Linked DNA regions of Mus musculus: region 1 is linked to region 2. Evidence: chromatin loops called from intact Hi-C (ENCODE). Cell type or tissue: heart. All regions are shown on one strand.

Region 1 (2,500 bases), 280 kb before region 2:
TTATTAGAATGCAACTTTCGTAAATATGCAAATAAAAATATTGTTTAGAAATAAACTGCTAAAATTCCTTAGAAATCATAATCTTGATTATCATTTCCTATAATTGTGGTTACAAACAATGCTATTCCCTATTAATTTTTTTCGGAGATGACTGCTGAAATACTTAGGAGTCAAGTGCTATGGTGTCTGCAACTTAATTACCAACAGTCCACAATCATGTACATAAGGAACAAACAGAAAACATTAGACCTATGAAGTGAATATGCAGGTGATCCCTACAATATTTATTCCAAGGTTCTATGTATAAATTTTTCAAAATAAAAAAAAATTAAATGGGGGAAAAGGTAAGGAAGGTTGAGAGCACTTGCTAAATCATGCAGCTACCAATATTCATATAAACTTTGTGTGATCTTAACTTGGTGGCTGAATTACATAAGCAAATACTACCAAGCTTTTAACACTGAATTTTAGAAATTGTCAAATTCAAGTCAAGGACTCATTTTTTTTTTCCAAAGTCAAGAAATACATTTTCAGTTGCTATCTTGAGTAAATTCTCATGAGCAAAGAATTCAAATAAAAACAATAGTGTGTAGGTTAGTATGCTGGACTTTGGCAACTGATAATTTGTAAGTTATTACATATCATTCTAAATATACTTATAAACAGAATTTAAAATAATTGATAGTTATCACAGCCTGGTAGTGGTGGCACATGCCTTTAATCCCAGCACTCAGGAGGCAGAGGCATACAGAAAGAACTCCATGAGTTTGAGGCCTGCTTGGTCTGCATATTGAGTTCCAGGGCTGTCTCAGAAAAATAAAAATAAAAAAAGGTTAGCACAGCAACTAATCAAAGAGAAGCTCCTATACGCAGACATCAAACCCTGCACCAATCAGGTTATTTCCACTGCTTTCAAAACTAACTGGGAGGTTGAGCTGAAAGCAGACTCAATCCTCTTTCAAGGATAGAGACTATAAACTCTCTAAGAACAGTTAAGAGTTCAAAGTCACACCAAACCATCCAGTAAGCAACACTGAAACTATAGGGCAGGCAAGCAAGGAGCCCTGGCACTACAGTGACCCCTGCTGGTAGGTGTCAGAAGTAACCTAAGAGGGGATGTTTCAACAAACTAATGGGCTATTTAAGAAATCCAAAAAATGTTAACAATATGCAAACAAAAGTTGAGTACTAAAGTTAAGAAAATAATTAAGTGCACTTACTAGGATTTCTCGTACATCTGACTTGCACCACCTATCTATGCCATACAGTCAGTAAATAACACCAAAAGGTATAAAAATAACTGCTGAGCACTAATTTAAAACCATCTATCATTTTGTCTTGATGAATAAATAAATAAAAACACTGAACTCAAAACATGAGTATAGATTTGACTAAGACAAATTTCTAGTAATTTCTTTCCTTTAAGAGTATTACAACTAGGAATTTACTTGAACCTTAACCCGAAAAGTAAAATTTAGCATTACTCTCTGTGCTAACTTAACAGATATCTCAATCTAACTACTTTATAAATTTAAAAAGGCAATTATTTAAGAAATACCTCAAAAGATTCATGGAAAATGTTTTTCTTACACTAACCCACTCCCCTTGCTAGGGAAAAGCATCCACCTGAGATCAGGCACATGAGTGGGGATGTCTCTGACTTGACTGCATTTACCAAAGTTCAGTAGTAATGCACCTTCTAATTCCCCCTGAGACGGCTGCTACTTTAAGTTCTTAAAGATGAATTAAAAGGGAATCTCACTGAATGGCCCTCTGTCTGGGCTGCCACAGCTAGTGAGTTAGCTTTGAATTGAAATGGTTTGTTTCTTCAAAGGGTAAGCCAAACATCTTGCTCAAATTCCTAAATAAGCCTATCAAGATATCCAGGGGGAGAAAAGGGGAAATGGGGAAAGGGCCTCTGAGGGTAGGAGTGGTTGCAGGGGACAGCATTTAGAATGGTAATTAATTAATTAATTAAAAAAGCAAAAAAATAAAATAAAAGGTCTCCATGTTTATCAGAAACAAATGTTCCAATATTCAGCCCATTGACAATGCTATGCAAAATTAAACTCAGTGAAGTTAAGATATGTTGTATCATTAATTACCAAGAAACTGAGAACTTCTCTATTGAATTTGCACATTACTTATTTCATTAAGATTACAGTGCTCCTACACAAGGCCAATGATAGATTAATGAAAAGTTCAAGGTGGATGAAAGATATGTGTTGAATGAAAGTTTCTAGAAATGCAAAGTTTAAATATAGACAGGTTCCTCCTCTAACTATGTCAGAGTTAATATAGGTGAAATCATATATTTAAAGCTATTGGTAGTACTCACTGGTCATCCTGGAAATGACATGCATATATATAACTAGGGATCTATATTATAAACCAGATATTTCTTCTTAAAGACAAATATTTCTGATTTTTAAGCATGAAGTATGTATTATTTGGTAAATATTTCCCTCTGCTTATAAGAGCTACAAAAACAGGCAAGTAT
Region 2 (2,500 bases):
ATCTGAATAGTTTATATAGAAAATTCCTCATTTTCACCAAATGCTGGTGGGCAAAGTGCTGTGACTTCTTTTTGGTATTTAATCTTTTAAGCTTTGATGTGTAAGGACATTTTTAAATAGCTAGCTCTCTCTCTCTCTCTCTCTCTCTCTCTCTCTCTTCACCTTTTACCTCTTAAGATGGAAGCTAATCTTACATAATTGAATCGGTTTCAAATCATACTTGAAAGGAAGTATCATTGTATTTTTGGAAAAAGATAATTGATTTTAACAAGGCTGTATTAATGACAGATTATAAATTGAAATAAAAGTGGAGGATAGTTGACATTAGTTTTGTAGTGTGTCATCCTTATTTTAACTGCTCAGTTTATCATTAGGCATATCTTTAAGACTGTTTAGTGGTTGCTTTAAAATATTTTGATGCCTACTATAATCCGTATATAGTTCCCCATATGCTGCCAAGCAAATGCTACAAAATAGCATCCTATCATAATCTGAAATTTGCTCATAAAGATTTTAAGATTTATCATTGCAGTGTTATTTCTTCTTTCCGAAATCGTGCGATCAGAAATTAACTGTATATTCCAAATGAACACATTTAAAAGGATGCAAATGTGTCTGAGTAATTTTCTGATTTAAAAAAGAAAACCTCTTTAGAGATCCGTCTGTGAGTTTGACACAATGATGCCAGCAAATAACCGGTTCACTCAGCTCCAATCCTTGCATGTGAGATGGTCTATAAAATTTTTATAAAAGAAATAAACATTCTTATTCAAGGCCTTGAATGTGACGACATAAAGAGAAACTTACAAATAAACAGACTTGCGCCTTCTCCCTGACATGCTCGTCTGCAGACAGTGAGGCCTACTAAAATTCAGAAACAGAGTTAAATATTTGCTTGGCTTCCAGATGCCACGACTGCGAAGCTGCACTGCTCTCCCCCCCCCCCCCCCCCGCGTTGGGAGCTGGGAGCCCTCCGTAGAGCATCCCTTTAGGAGGCATTGGTGCAGGATGAGGGGGCGCAGATGCCAGCCAAGCGCTGCAGATGGTCCCCCTCATTAGCCTACAGCGCTCCACACAGCCATCCGGAGGAGGCTCGGGATGGCACTTGGACAAGATGTTAAGCTAGCCTCCTGTTCAATGTCATTACGGTTTCTCCAAATCCTCTGCTCAGTGCGCCCTGCCAGGTTCAGGCCAAGAGAGGTGACAGCTCCAGGCCGATGTCCCCATAGCCGACCTGGGAAACGTCCTAATTCTGGGCTAACCTAGACCATCCGCGAACGCAGTGTGCTTCCCCGCATGACATGCCATTGGCAACCTCCTTTCTCCTCTTCCTCGTCTGCCCACTACTTTATTAACGCTATGGGATTTTAATTTCTGTTTTCTTTAGCCTTTGTTTACGAACCATCATTGGAATCAGGGCATCCAGCCCGGGGAACCGGAAATGTTAGTTAAGTTTCTCAGACGAACAGCAGGGGGAGCGCATACTGTTTTACGGCCTGCAGTTTCTCAAACTAGATTGGAATAATTATGATAGTTGGGGTCTTACAATTAGAACATAGATGTTTACAATCTGTGTACATGTGTAACAAAGATTGCAGAACACAGACAATCACCATTCACTAAACGTCAGTTTTAAGTCACATAGGGTCCATTTTTATTTAAGTACTAGAGGTGTGCTAGGATGTTGGGGGTGAATGGGTGACAGGAAAGAACTTGACAGCAAGAATCTCTCTCTTTTGTCTTGTACTACAGGCAAAAGAGAGCCTTTATTGCAATCATCTAAAATCCTTATGCGATCTTGTAGCTGTCTGTCACCTCTAGTCACAGCTTAAAACGAGTTTATATTTTCTTTTTCTTTAGATTTTTATTTTATAAGCGTTTGACTGCATGTATGTGTTTTTATTATGTTCATGTCTGGTGTCCGAGGTCAGGACCTTGAAACTGGAGTTAGGGATGTTTGTGAGCTACCACCTGGGTGTCAGAAACTGAACCTGGTCCTCTGCGAGAGTAGTGATTGCTCTTAGTGGCTGTGTCTCCAGCCTCAGCTCCCACACTCAACAGAGAAATTCAAGTGGATCACTTGATGACATTTTTGGGATGGTGAAAGTGAGGAGAGGCTGTCCTGCAATCTGTTTTCTGAGTCAGACTTCAGTTTTAGATTTTAAAGTTGAGAACATTTTTAAAAAAGATTTGTTTTATTATATGTAAGTACACTGTAGCTGTCTTCAGACACACCAGAAGAGGGCATCAGATCTCATTATGGATAGTTGTGAGCCACCACGTGGTTACTGGGATTTGAACTCAGGACCTTTGGAAGAGCGGTCAGTGCTCTTAACTGTTGAGCCATCTCTCCAGCTCCAGTTGAGAACATTTAAAGCCCGGTGGGCTTTTATATTGTGCTCCCGGTCCATGGATCTGTAGCTTTGTCCTCCTTTAAGATAATTTAGGATGTCTGAACTACTCTTTGCTTTGTAAACCATTTTGATGTCCACAGACAGGC

The links. A loop is a pair of places that touch in the nucleus more often than their neighbours do. Peaks named below come from ENCODE experiments on the same cell type or tissue, not always from the same donor. Only the 100,000 strongest peaks of a DNase experiment are listed, where the experiment ranks them.
Region 1: it touches region 2 in a loop (7-fold over the local background); 13 of 42 quality-filtered maps call a loop at or near these places.

What each region holds. Positions count from the first base shown.
Region 1 is chr2:75,882,316-75,884,815 of GRCm38, reverse strand. All of the region lies in intron 11 of Agps (alkylglycerone phosphate synthase), which reads right to left. Among named protein-coding and RNA genes, the nearest start is that of Gm34861, 51 kb to the right of the region's middle. In heart, a CTCF peak has its summit at 1,091 (motif pointing left); no DNase peak of the experiment used is centred here.
Region 2 is chr2:75,602,302-75,604,801 of GRCm38, reverse strand. The region is part of intron 2 of Gm50595; the gene reads left to right. Among named protein-coding and RNA genes, the nearest start is that of Gm39853, 9.8 kb to the left of the region's middle. In heart, a CTCF peak has its summit at 1,467 (motif pointing right); no DNase peak of the experiment used is centred here; H3K4me3 peaks cover 725 bases; H3K27ac peaks cover 509 bases.